Linked DNA regions of Homo sapiens: region 1 is linked to region 2. A link is a contact called in ENCODE Hi-C or POLR2A ChIA-PET data. All regions are on one chromosome and are shown on one strand. Each heading gives the region's core, a stretch centred on a gene start or an enhancer-like site at or near the end of the contact. The rest is flanking DNA. Distances are from core to core; before and after follow the strand shown.

Evidence for each region. Hi-C counts contacts between places; a loop is a spot of excess contacts on that map. ChIA-PET counts read pairs that join two places held with the same protein, here RNA polymerase II (POLR2A). Pooled maps may share reads with other maps.
Region 1: a pooled map shows a loop between it and region 2 (2.5-fold over the local background). The contact joins the enhancer-like site here to the promoter of OGDH in region 2. A Hi-C loop is called at or near these places in 1 of 50 pooled maps. POLR2A ChIA-PET finds 5 or more read pairs at or near these places in 2 of 52 experiments (WTC11 and activated B cell).

The regions. Positions count from the first base shown.
Region 1 is chr7:44,427,810-44,435,108 of GRCh38, reverse strand. The region is part of intron 2 of NUDCD3 (NudC domain containing 3); the gene reads left to right. Among named protein-coding and RNA genes, the nearest start is that of NUDCD3, 59 kb to the left of the region's middle. Within about 2 kb of position 3,913, at least 4 of the 41 ENCODE cell types and tissues checked have a DNase peak (open chromatin) inside an H3K27ac peak, as active enhancers do.
Region 2 is chr7:44,602,120-44,609,327 of GRCh38, reverse strand. OGDH (oxoglutarate dehydrogenase) reads right to left here and starts at 2,701. Exons shown (of 23, transcript NM_002541.4): 1 at 2,675-2,701. RefSeq lists enhancers at 1,712-2,051, 1,727-2,290, 2,542-3,141 and a silencer at 2,272-2,501.

The DNA.
Region 1 (7,299 bases), core at 2,664-5,163, 180 kb after region 2:
ATTATTAGGCAATAAAGAAGTGTAGAATTACTAGGCAAAAGACATAACTTCTCTCTCCAAATGTCTCAGAGGGTTCAAGAATCATCCCATAGTCATAAAAGCTGCTCAGTGAGTTCTTTCCATAGCCAAAGACTTTCTAAAGGGAAAGCAGTGAGTGAGAAAGCAATACTGAGTGTCACGAGACCTTGTTTTAGTCATTTTAAATGGTTTGTTCCTCACAGCTACCTTTTGGGAGAGATGCTATTAGTGTTCCCATTTTATAGGTCAGGAGACCAAGGCACAGAGAGGCTGAGTGACCTAGTCACCGTTACCTGGTTGCTGTGCGGGGAAGCTGGGCTTGACCTCAGGTTGGACACCACGGACACACAGAGCATTCAGGGAAACTGCTTGACTGCTAGGGGACTGGCTTGGAGACATTGATTTGTAGGACATACTTGAGACCAGAGCCCGTGGCCTGGGGTGGCTGCTTGCTGCATTGGCATCAAACCTTTTGTGTGTCTGGCTGAGGTGGCAGGGTATCCACAGTTGGCCTGATATTGCGGGGCGGGGGGGTCACATCCCTGCTAGTAAAGAAGCATGAACTTAGAAATAATGCATCCACAACAATGAAAGGAGCCTGGCGGGTAGGGGAACCTCAGTGAGAGCTGGGCAGCAGGCAGGGAGGCACCACCCTCTAGACAGACGAATCTGGCAAGAGTTGCAGGAAGGCTGGTTAGTGTGAGGTGCTTGTCTGTGTGGAAGCCTGGGAGTAGTGACTGGCTCCAGCCTGTCCCTTTGTAAGTGAAAAGGTTGAAGGCTGCAGAGGCCAAGACCAAGGCCCAGGCTACGTCTGGGTTGCTGGCGTTGGGGCAGACCTGGCAGCTGGGGGCCCAGGGCTGGGGTCCAGGCATCGAGTCATTTTTGAGCACTGAAATCAGCATGAGTGGACGAGCTCTCAGGAGTGAACACTCCTAGGAAGATAAAACCGAGAAGTAGGAAGTGGGCCTGGCAGACCATGAGTTTTAGGCTTCAGAAGCAGGGCAGTGGGCCTCAAGGATGGGTCATTTTTATAATAATGCTTATTTTGTAAAGCTTTGAAAATGAAGAAACCCAGAAGAAAATTCACCGTATTTCCATCAGGTGGAAGAAATCTTGAGTTGAGATTGAGCATAGGCAGAGAAGAGTTGACAGATGAGGAGGAGGATTCATTTGTGGGAGCAGGAGGAAAAAGGGAGGAAGGAGTCATGACGACTCAATCATGGGCTACCTCGAGTGCCTTGCTGAGGCCCTGGCCTTGTCTCCTGGGCCGTGGGGAGCCATATGAGGTTGTTGAGAATAATGTAATCACAGTGGCATGTGAAGAAACTGAGAAGAGACGCAGCCATGGCTGCCATCCAGGTGTGGGATGTGCCAGGTCAGTGAGATGAGAAGAAAATTGATAAGAGACAGGTGAGAATTTCAAGGGAGGGAGTGAGCCATGTCTGCTGGTTGCCTCATACCCATGGCACGTACATCACACACATATATACTGCGTGCCCATACTATACCTTATGCACGCATATGCACACTGTGTGCATACATGCATACCACACACATGCACATAGCACACACACACTGCATGCCCACATGCACCACACACACATTGCATGCACATGTGCACCACACACATACACCACACACACAAACTGCACACACAGTACATGTGCCCACATGCACATGCAGGTACACATGCACCAGCCGCATGCATGTGGCACACACACATTGTATGCACACACGTACCCCACACACACATATAGTGCACACATACTTTTACCACACAGTGCACTGCACACATGCCACACACATGTACTATACACACACACACACATGTTGGCCTAGTCCATTTGGGCTACTATAACAAAATAGCATAGCCTGGGTAGCTTCTGTGAGAAATTTACTTCTCACAGTTCTGGATGTTGGAAGTCCAAGATCAAGGCACCAGAAGATTCAGTGTCTGGGGAGGCCCTGCTTCCTGATTCATGGACCTCTGTTTTCTTGTGGTGTCCTCCCATAGTGGAAGGGATGAGGAAGCTCTTTGAGGCCTCCATGTAAGGGCACTAATCCCACTCAGAGCCTCCACCCTCATGACCTAATCACCTTCTAAAGGCCTTACCTCCTACTGCCATCACCTTCGGGGTTAGGATTTCAAGATACACGTTTTAGGGGAACACAAACATTTCAGACCCTAGCACATATATGTACATTGCACCCAGATGTTGTGGGACCTCTCCTGAGGGGACAGTGAGGTCAACAGGTGGTGAGGTGTGATGACAGCTCTTACACCTGGGATAATGGAAGGAGATGAGGGTGACAGGGATGTTGTCATCTTTGCACAGAGTAGTGGCTTTTGCGCAATGTAGTTAAGGGCAATGTAGTTAAGAGTGTGAACATTTAAAGGGTAGACAGGATTGATTGCAAGAGACATGAAAGAACAGCTGTATTTGGGGTGGTGGAGAGGGGGTTGACAAACCGGGCCTCAATCACTGAGCCCCAGGGGGCGGGAAGTGGGGAGCAGCAAGCTTGACATTTCTGTGCAAACACCTCCGCTTTGGAATCACTGGCTGTGACTTGGGGAGCCAAACCTTGCCTTTAGTCAGGCAGTCAGTGCCTATCATAGGCATTCTCTCTCTGGAGAAGAGCTTGAGGTCAGCCCTTGTCTCATTGAATTATAAATCTATTATAGGTTTGGGGCTCTAGCTTCCTAGACAAAACTCTTCAGGTTAGGTCTTTGACCTCCTTTTACTCTTCATTTTACATACTTGCCACTAGCTTTTTGAAAATCAGAATTGTCTGATCCTGTTTTGTTTTAGAGACAGGGTCTCATTCTGTCATCTAGGCTGGAGTGCAGTGGTACAATCATAGTTCATTATAACCTTAAACGCCTGGGCTCAAGCTATTCTCCCACCTCAACCCTCCGAGTAGCCAGCACTACAGGTGTGTGCCACTATGTGTGGCTAATTTTAAAATTTTTTGTAGAGATGGGTCTTCCTACGTTGCCCAGACTGGTCTCAAACTCCTGGCCTCAAGTAATCCTCCTGTTTTGGCCTCCCAAATCGCTGAGATTGATTGCAAGTGTGAGCCTAGCCTAATCCTGTGGTTTTTAAAAACAAATGGAAGGAGGCTGGGCACGGTGGCCCACGCACGTAATCCCAGCACTATGGGAGGCTGAGGCAGGCAGATCACTTCAGGTCAGGATTTCGAGACCAGCCCGGCCAACATGGTGAAACCCTATCTCTACTAAAATATAAAAATTAGCTGGGAGTGGTGGTGCGCACCTGTAATCCCAGCTACTCTGGAGATTGAGGCAGGAGAATCATGTGAACTTGGGAGGTGAAGGTTGCAGTGAGCCGAGATCGTGGCACTGCACTCCAGCCTGGGTGACAGAGTGAGACTCCGTCTCAAAAAAAAAAAAAAAAAAAAAAGGAAGGAGAGAGGACCTTTTTGTTTCTAGTGGCAGCACTCAAACAGGCAGATTGGGTAGGTCAGTTTCCTGACCATGAGTCTCAGGAACCCGGTCAGAAACCTCACCTACTCAGGAACTGCTTGTCTGCATGACAGTGACTCCTGGTGGCAGTGCTGCTAGCTCTCCCTGTGCAGGTGACCCTGGTGCCTGGCTTGCCACACTCAGGAGCGCCTAGGCCTGCAGTCTGCCAGGAAGGGTCTGGCCTATCCCCAAGGAGACAGAGGGCCCTGCTACCCACAGCACCCAACAGAGCCTGTTCTGTGTTTTTCCTTTAACACATTTAGAACCTTGTTATCCCAGCTCATCAGGAGTGGGAGCTGCAGGGAGACCTACTCCATAATCTTCAACCTGACTGCTGACTCACTTTCCTACTCCCACCCTTGGTGCTGAAGCATGGATGCTCCCTCCCCTGCCTCCTACCATGTGCCCAGGCCTGCAGCTGCAGGGGTGACCAACAGTGGCACAGTGGGGGCCAGAGACACCTGCACTTGACAGGATGCTTATTTTTACATACTGTTGGCTGGAAATAATCAACCTTATTTAAATAGAATGTGCATTCAGAGCACTATAAAAAGCACCCAACAACTTGCAAGGGCTGTTTTAGGAGTGATTCTCCTGCTTCCTTTGGAGGGAATCTGCAGGTTCCATGCAAGAGGAGCCAGGCCAGGGCTACTGAGGACACGGCAGGAGGATGGGGTTAGGCAGGTTCTGTGTGATCAGAGCCCTTTCCAAAAGCATACAGCTTTACTGCAGCGTGTAGTGGCAAGGGTGTCAGATGTCCCCCCTCACTCGAAGGCAGAGACTGACAGCCTTTTGCCCTGGAGGAGGCAGAACCCATGTGGGCATCACTGGTGGTATAGGCCAAGTGACTGCACTGTTGCTGGCGGCAGCGTCCCCAAGGATATCCCCCGGCATTATACTCATTCTCCTTTCTTGAGAGAGCCGTTTCTTTTTCCCAACTTTTGAGGAGTCTTCATGTTTACTCCCTGATCTCTGCCAAGTGCTGGGGCCATGTTGGTCTTTTGTGTGTGTGTGTGTGTGTGTGTGTGTGTGTGTGAGTGTGTGTGTGTGTGGGTATTTTATTTATATATTTTCACAATTTTGACTTTTTTCAAATGGTAATGTATGTACAAAAGTGTCAATGAAGAGAAGTCTCCAGTTTCCAGCCATAAAGGTAGCTGCTGCTACCCTATTGTTCTTTTGGAGATATTCTCTGCATGTTTAAGCATATTTATGTCAGATATGAGTCTTAAAGCTGCTGTCAGTGCTCACCTAGAAGGATCCTGTGGAAACTTGGGGTCTGGGTGAGTCCCCCTCTCTGTGTCTGACTCCTTCGTACCCTGCTCCAAGGGTCAGGCTAGTGCTGCTGCCGTGGCCGTGGGACCGCACCTGGGTACAGGGGCTGCAGGGTGCATCACTGTCTCCTGTTAGCATTTTTTAAAGAGAACCATTTTTCTCTTGGCTATAAAAATGTCTACATATTCTAGGGAGTTTGGATAATACCTAGGTACAAAGAAGAAAGATTCCTGTTACTCTACTATCAGAGATAACCACAAAAATTTAATGTGCTTCCTTTCAGTCTTTTTCATATATATGTGCACACTTGTGTGTATATTATATATTTCTTCTTAGAAATTAAAGTCATACCATACTTAAAAGTAATAATACCCACTTTTCAGTTTTATGGTATATTGAAAGCTTTCTTCATATTACTAAATAGTCTTTGAAAATATGTTTATTGGTTGCATCTAAATCTTTCTTTTGCTGTCCATTTTCAACCTATTGAGCATTCTTTAGTTTCCTTCCCCCCACCCTCTTTTCTCATGTCATTCAGTCAGGAATCCTATGTAACTCCTGGTTTCTGTATGTCATCTCTCTGTCCCACAGTGGCCCGCCTGTGTGAGTAGTTTAAGGCTAACATCTCTTCCGATTGGTTAGTGCCTAGTCCTGCCAATATTCAGTGCTGAATTTTGAATATCACCTCTGATTGAAATTAGTTTCCTTAGCCACTGTGTTTGCTCAGGCTACCACAATAACGTACCACAAAATGGCCGGCTTAAACGAAAAATGTTGATTCTTCACAGTTCCTAGAGGGGAAGTCTGAGATCAAGGTGTCAGCAGGGCCATGTTCCCTCTGAAGGTCTTAGGGGAAGATCTTCCCTCTCCTCTTCCAGCTTTAGGTGGTGGCCTGCGGTCCTTGACGTTTTTTGGCCTATAGGCACATCACCCCATTGTCTCCACATGGCCTTCACGTCATCTCTCCAAAGTCCCCCTTTTAAGGACATCAGTCATAGTGGATTAGGGCCCACCCTAATGACCTTGTTGTAACTGCATCACCTGTGTAAAGACCCTGTTTTTATTAAGGTCACATTCTGAGGTCCTGGGGATTAAGATTCCAACATAGCGTTTTAGGGGACCCAATTCAGTTCTTAACAGCCACTATTGCCCAGCCCAGAGGACTCAGGCCGTGGTGGAGGCCCAGCTTCATGCATAGACAGTGTGCAGGGCATACCCACAGTAGGTAAATATGTTCTTGTCTTAGAACTCTGGCCAGAGAAAGCCTGCCCTCTTGAACCACCCCTTCCCAATCCTTGTCTTGTATGTGCATCTATATAGATGTAGATACATGTAGTTTTGTGTTTTCCTGTGTGAACCAGATCATAGTGCACACATTGTTTACAAGCCCATGGGGCCGTCTCCCTGCCAGGTTTTGTCTGCTAATCTCTGAGCAGGCCCTGGAGAAGTTGACTGAGATGCACCTACTGTTGGAATGTTCTGTGTTCATAGCTGCTGCCTTCTCCATGACTAGGCTTTTGTCTGTAATTTAGATCTTCAGTTCACTATAATGGACTTGTGAGTCTAAACTTACATAATGTTTATATTATTAGCATTGTTACATTTTATGGAAAATATTATATTTTATTTTTAACATCAGCTTCTTCTTGGTAGGCCTATCTGTATTTAGTGCTGTGTTTATAACAGGCCTATACAATAAGATTTGCTTGATTGAGTTTTTTAGGCTGTCTCATTAAACATACTGCTTATGTCTTAACAATGATGCATACAATTTTAATGCAGTCCTTTTAGCTGTGATTTATTTACTATGAAAAAATAGAGGCTAGGGGTTGGATTAGGATTGAAGTTTAGCAGCTGCAGGATGAAGTGGTTTTGCCTTTTTTTTTTTTGAGCAGAGTTTTGCTCTTGTTGCCCAGGCTGGAGTGCAATGGTGTGATCTTGGCTCACTGCAACCTGCAACCTCCGCCTCCCAGGTTCAAGCGATTCTCCTGCCCAAGCCTCCCAAGTAGCTGGGATTACAGGCATGTGCTCCCATGCTCAGCTAATTTTTGTATTTTTAGTAGAGACAGGGTTTCACCATGTTAGCCAGGTTGGTTTCAAACTCCATACCTCAGGTGATTCACCCGCCCTTGGCCTCCCAAAGTGCTGGGATTACAGGTGTGAGTCACCACGCCTGGCCTCTTTTTTTTTTTTTTTTTTTTTTTTTTTAAAGATTGACCCTGCCAAGCAGTTTATAAGAAACCAAGGACTCATGAGCCTAAGGATTTTATTAATAAGAGCCCTCTGGTTAATTAACAGGCCTGGATCTCAGTACTGTGAAGGCTGGCAGTACCAGCTATGGTTTGACTGTGGTCACAGACACTTTTCCTAAACTGTAGGATGCTGCACTGGGGTTTCTTTTCTGTAGCTTTGCCCTTGTCCTGTGATTTCCATGGGTACCATGTAGGAGGGTCAGAAAGGAAATCACCTGAAAAGAAGAGGAGTTTGCAGATGCCAGAGCCAGTGAACTTGAGATGAAACTT
Region 2 (7,208 bases), core at 1,452-3,951:
TCTCACTATGTTCCTCAGACTCGAACTCCTGGGGCTCAAGCGATCTGCCTGCCTCAGCCTCCCAAAGTTGCTAGGATTACAGGCGTAAGCCACTGCGCCTGGCCAAGGAATGAACTACCCATAACACGCAACAACCTGGATGATTCTCCAGGGAATTAAGCTGACTGGAAAAAACCAATCCCAAAAGGCTCTATGAATCCTTTTATTTGGCATTCTTGACATGCCAAAATTAGGGAAATGAAGAACAGATTAGTGGTTACCAGGAGTTGAAGGACTGGGAATGGGAGGAATGTGGGTGTGGCTATAAAAAAGCAATGGAAGGGATCCTTGTGATGACGGGAATATTCTGTATCTTGAATTTTATTAATGTCAATATCTGGCTGTGATATTTACTATAGTTTTGCACAATGTTAGAGAAGTGGGAAAGGAACACAGGATCTCTCTGTACTATTTATTATGACTGCATAGAATAAATTTTTATGTACAATTTCTTAAAATTTTACTGTTTTCAAAATGAATTTCTCAATAATTTGTACAATGATCTCAAAAATTACCTAAAAATCTAAAAAGTAGATGATACTGTAGTTTTTTCTTTCCTTTTTTTTTTGAGATGGAGTCTTGCTCTGTCGCTCAGGCTGTAGTGCCGTGGCGCCATCTCGACTCGCTGCAACCTCTGCCTCCTGCGTTCAAGCGATTCTCCTGCCTCAGCCTCCTGCTGAGGCTGGAGGAGCTCAGCCTGTAGCTGAGACTACAGGCCCACGCCACCATGCCCTGCTAACTTTTGTATTTTTAGTAGAGACAGGGTTTCACCATGTTGGCCAGGCTGGTCTCAAACTCCCAACCTCAGGGGATCCACCCACCTCGGCCTCCCAAAGTGCTAGGATTACAGGCGTGAGCCACTGCGCCCGGCCTTTTTTTTTGAGACAGGATCTCACTGTGTCACCCAGGCTAGAGTGCAGTGGGGCAATAATGGCTCACTGCAGCTTGGACCTCCCTGGCTCATGCCATCCTCCCGCCTCAGCCTCCTGAGTAGTTGCGACTACAAGTATATGTGGTATATGCCACCATATCCGGATAATTTTATTTTTTGTAGACGCCGGGTATCACTTTGGTTGCTCAGGCTGGTCTCCTTGAACTGAGCTCAAGGGATCTTCCTTTCACACTCCCAAAGTGTGGGGATTACAAACGTGAGCCACCACGACTGGCCGAAATTGTGCACGTCAAATGGGTGAATCGTATGGTATGTGAATTTTATCTCAATAAAGATGTTATTTAAAGGGAAAAAGTAACTGAAATGTGAAAAGTGCGCTTAAAAAAAATAATGAGGGGCCGGGCGCAGTGGCTCACGCCTGTAATCCCAGCACTTTGGGGGCCGAGGCGGGCGGATCACCTGAGGTCAGGAGTTCGAGAATAGCCTGGCCAAGGTGGTGAAAACCCGTCTCTACTAAAAATACAAAAATTAGCCGGGCGTGATGGCGCGTGCCTGTAATATCAGCTACTTGGGAGGCTGAGGCAGGAGAATCACTTGAACCCAGGAAGGCAGAGGTTGCAGTGAGCCGAGATCGCGCCACAGCACTCCAGCCTGGGCGACAGAGACTCCATCTCAAACAAGACAACAACAACAAAAAATGAGCATACAGTGATCTTTATTCAACTTCCCAAGATCCAGTCCTCAGCTAATTTACAAAACTACAATAGTGTTACATACTCTCCTAGGTCTACACGGCAAAGTACAGTTTGACTGTTGCAACTAGTGCTGCCTTACAAAAAAAGGCTTTATCCCATGCCACCCATCCTAAACCCAGCTGTTCAGAGCAGTGTACCTGGAAATCAGCCTCAAAGTACGGACTGCAAGACAAGGCACAAGGAAACCCTAACACGAAGTCCTATGTTCTGGGCAAAGGGATGGGGATGGCAGGTGGGACGCACCCAGGTCAGGGCGAGGGCGCGGCAAGTTTTCTATTAAATCTCAGTAGATTACAACTCATATCCAATGTCTGATATATTTTCGAGGGAAAATGGTGCTTGAAAGATGTTTCTACGAGAAATAAGCTTCATCTCGGTCAATCTGTTCGACCCAACTTCTGGCAGCAGGTGTGGGGGCGGCGCCAAGGTCTGCGCGGTAATCCAAACAGGCAGTCCCACCCAGGGCCACCCCAAAGCCAGATGCTCCGACGCAACTCGAGCAGGCCACACTGTCTTTCGGACAAAGCGACGCGGTCCTCACAGGCGGGAAGGAGAGTGCGTCCCGGTCGGGAAGGACGCCGTCGGAGAGCGGCCTAACCACGTGACGCCCGCGGCGACCTTGGGGGTCACCCCTGCGGACGCACCGCCCTCTCCCTCACATCCGCCGCCGCGCCCGCCCCCCGCTCGCCCACCGCCAATGGCGCGTCGCTCCGCGCCCCGCGCGACCTCGGAGCCCGCCCGTACCCGCCAATCTCCGCCCGCCGGGCAGGCCCCGCGGCTCCATTGGCTGCCACGGCCATCCATCAGGTCCCGTCCCTCCTACCACCCTCCGTGAGCCCCACTCCATCCAGCTCCACTCCCCTGTCACCGCGGCGCCCGCAGCACCAAGGGCGCGGCGGCCTCCCCCTTTACCGCGATCTCCAACCCCGGGCCGCCAAGCGCCGCGACACCCGGCACTGGGACGGGCGCGGCGACAGCGCACGGTTACCTGTCTCCGGCTCAGCTCCACCCGAATGAGGCGCCGACACCCCACTCCGGGGCTCCAAACTCTCGGCCCCGCCCCGGCGTATGGCGTCAACACGTAGCCCTCCCCTGGAGAAGAATGCCCTCCCCTCTTACAGAGGACCGATTCGTGACGTCACAGAGCCGCGCCGGGCGTCACAGCGCCGACTGCGCAGTTGCAGAAGCCAGGGCCAGCTGGAGCCCAGCTGTTTGCTCCGCTAGAGAGATGAGGTTGTCTATGGACTTCCAGCGGCTTCTGCTATCATAAATAATTTCTGAAAGTAAGATATCTCTAGCGCCTGGTAGGAACCTATCAAGAGATAGTTGGGTTGATGTGAAACTTAGCGCACAAAAATAAACAATTTGAATAACAGAATCTCCGTTTTTGAGATTGTCCTGGGTCAGGCTTTGTGACAAGCGCTTCACCGGCGCTATTGTGTAACAATCTGTGAGACAGGTGTTCCTATCCCCGGTCTACAAATGACAGTTGGCAGTGCTGGGATCTTGCCCGGGATCTTGCCTGGGTTTTCTTGACTTTAGAGCTACCTATCAAAGATAAAACGTGGCTAATTAACCTGTCACAACCTGTTGATTGTAAGATGTTCCCTATTTTAAAGTATTAAAATTTGGGGAAAGGCCGGGCGCGGTGGCTCACGCCTGTAATCCCAGTACTTTGGGAGGCCGAAGCGGGCGGATCACTTGAGGTCAGGAGTTCGAGACCAGCTTGACCAACATGGGGAAACCCCGTCTCTACTAAAAATACAAAAATTAGCTGGGCGTGGTGGCGATCCCAGCTACTCGGGAGGCTGAGGCAGGAGAGTCGCTAGAACCCGGGAGACGGAGGTTGCGGTGTGCCGAGATCGTGCCATTGCACTCCAGCCTGGGCAACAAGAGCGAAAATCCGTCTCAAAAAACAAACAAAAAAAGGGGGCGTATAAGTGCTTATTATAGAACAAAGTTAGGGTAATGTATGTGACAAGGATCTAGAGACTGGAAGAGGTGAAGAGACCAAGGAACAAACTTCTGTATTCTTTTTTCCTTTTTTTTTTTTAAATAAATTACGGTAAAAATGTATGTACTAAACATTTGCAGCTGGGTGCAGTGGCTCACGCTTGTAATCCCAGCACTTCGGGAGGTGGAGGCGGGAGGATCGCTTGAGCTCAGGAGTTCCAGATCAGCCTGGGGAACAGAGCAAGATCTCATTTCTACTAAAAAATCAAGAAAATTAGCCAGGTGTAGTGGCACTCACCTGTAGTCTCAGCTAATTGGGAGGCTGAGGCAGGAGGATCTCTTGAGCCTGAGAGATTGAGGCTGCAGTGAGCTATGATTGTACCACTGCACTCCAGCCTGGGCCAGAGAGCAAGATACTGTCTTTTTTTTTTTAATGCCATTTTAACCATTTTTAGGTGTATAACTCAGTGGCATTAATTACATTCACAATATTATGCAACCGTCACCACTCAATTTCCAAAACTTTTTCATCACCTGAAACAGCAACTCTGTAACCATTAAGCAATAACTTCCTATTTCCCCTTCTCCTCCTGTCCTTCTCTCCTTTGGTAACCTCTATTATACGGTCTCTATACATTTGATTACTCAATTACTTTATGTGGGTGAAATCATAATGTATATGTCCTTTTGTGTCCACCTTATTTCATTGAGCATGAGGTTGTCAAGGTTTATCTGTGTTGTAGCATGGGTCAGAACTTCATTTCTTTTTTTTTTTTTTGAGACAGGATCTCCCTCGGTTTCAGGCTGGAGGGCAGTGGTGCCATCTCAGCTCACTGCAATCTCTGCCACCCAGGTTCAAGTGATTCTGATGCCTCAGCCTCCCAAGTAGCTGGGACTACTGGCACGCTCCACCATGCCTGGCTAATATTTTTTTCTTTTTCTTTCTTTCTTTTTTTATTTTTGAGATGGTGTTTCGTTCTTGTTGCCCAGGCTGGAGTGCAGTGGTGTCATCTCGGCTCACTGCAACCTCTGCCTTGTAGATTCAAGCAATTCTCCTGCCTCAGCCTCTCAAGTAGCTGGGATTATAAGCGCCCGCCACTACGCCCAGCTTATTTTGTATTTTTAGTAGCGATGGGGTTTCACCATGTTGGCCAGGCTGGTCTTGAACTCTTGACCTCAAGTGATCCACCCACCTCGACCTCCCAAAGTGCTGGGATTACAGGCATGAGCCCCCATGCCTGGCCAGAACTTCATTTCTTTTTATGGCTGAATAATATTCCATTGTATGTATATACCACATTTTGTTTATTTATTCATCTATTGATGGACACTTGGTTATTTCTGCTTTTTTGCTGTTTTGAATAATGTTGCAATGAACATTGGCTTATAAATGTTTGAGCCCATTGTGGTACCAAGCAGTGGGCTCACTGCTAGATGCACATAGAAGCCAATACTATGTCATCACCTTTTGAGAAAAGGCTTTATCGTAAGGTCGACCAGCAGGGAAACCAGAGGCAATACTCAAATTTGTCTCCCCAAGATGGAATCTGGGGGCAGGTTTTATAGGCAGAAGGCAACTATGAGGGAGATGGGAAAATACAACAAGGTGTGATCTGTTTGGGTCATGCAAAGGGGCAATGCTGGATCTTTGGCTTTTAAGTTCATATTGCAGCAAAACAAGGCGCCCCATGCTTCCTAATTTGGTGTCCATTCCTCCATTTGAGTGGTTAAGTCCTGCCTGTGGTTGACTTTTGTGTTCCCACCGACACCAGGGTCAGCTATCAGGCACACTTTGTTCATCTGGGCATACTTAGGTTACGTGACTTGCAGCCTGGGGATCTATTGTAACTGAAAAACAACTCATCATTTTGTTACTGATAAAAGTTGAACCAGGCTGGGCACAATGGCTCACACCTGTAATCCCAGCACTGTGGGAGACTGAGGTGGGTGGATCACCCGAGGTCAGGAGTTCAAGACCAGCCTGGCCAGCAGGGCGAAACCCCCATCTCTACTAAAAATACAAAAAAATTAGCCAGGCTGGTGGTGGGTGCCTGTAATCCCAGCTACTTGGGAGGCTGAGGCAGGAGAATCGTTTGAACTCGGGAGCCGGAGGTTGCAGTGAGCCAAAACCGCTCCTTTGCACTCCAACCTGGGCAAGAAGAACAAAACTCCATCTCAAAAAAAAAAAAAAAAAAAAAAACTGAATCAGATTCAACTGGTCCTGTGGTTACACCTGTTTATAATTCTTTTGCCTGTATACCTGGGAGTGTAATTTCTGAGTTATATGGGAATTCTGTCTAGCTTTTTCAGGAAGTGATAAATTCCCACAGTGACCGCACCTTTTTTGTTTGTTTGTTTTTGAGACAAGGTGTCAGGTTGGAGTGCAGTAGTGTGATCACAGCTCACTGCAGCCTCAACCTCCGGGGCTCAAGTGATCCTCTCAGCTCACGCTCCTGAGTAGCTGGGACAATGGGCATGCACAACCAGGCTAGGCTAATTTTTTCTGTTTTTTGTAGAGACAGGATCTTGCTGTGTTGCCCAGGCTGGTCTCGAAGTCCTGGCCTCAAGCGATCCTGCTGCCTCAGCCTCCCATAGTGTTGAGATTACAGGTCTGTCTCTATTTTTTTTTTTTACTGTCTCTATTTTTAAAAAAATTACTATCGGTCAGTCATGATGCCTCACTCCTGTAATCCCAGCACTTTCAGAGGCCAAAGTAGGAGGATTATCAGCCTGAGCAACATAGTGAGACTTTGTCTCTCCAAAAAAAAAAAATTAGGAGTGGTGACACATGCCTGTAGTCCTACCTATTTGGAACGCTGGGACAGTAGGATTGCTTGAGCCCAGGAGCTTGAGGTTGCAGTGAGCTATGATCATGCCACAGAACTCTAGCCTGGGCACAGAGCAAGACCCTGTTCCCCCACCTCCCCACTCCCCAACCAAAAAAATTTGGTGAGGTGTAGTGGCTTATGCCTGTAATCCCACCACTTTGGGAGGCTGAGTCAGGAGGATTGCTTGAGGCTAGGAGTTCAAGATCAGCTGGGCAACATAGCAAGACCCCATCTCTAAAAAAAATTTATTACAGCCAACTATAATAAATAGGTATGAGGTGGTATCTCATTGTGGTTTAGAAAGTATTATTATTTTTTAGAGGTAGAGTCTCACTCTGCCACCTAGTCTGGAGTGCATGAGCACAATCAGAGATCACTGCAGCCTTGAACTCCTGGGCTGGGACTGCAAGTGTGGGCCACCACGGCTCATTGTGGTTTTGATTTGCATTTCCCTAGTGGCTAATGATGTTGAGCATATTTTCATGTGGTGCTTGTCCATTTGTATATTTTCTTCAGAGAGCTGTCCATTTGAGTCATTTGCCCATTTTTAAATTGGGTTTTCTTGTTGTTATAGGAGTTCTTTATATATTCTGGATATTAAATCTAATCAGATATATGATTTGCAGATATTTTCTCCCATTTTGTAGGTTTTCATTTCTTTTTTTTTGTTTGTTTGCTTGTTTTGAGACAGGGTCTTACTCTGTTCCCTAGGCTGGAGTGCAGTGGTGTGTGATCATGGCT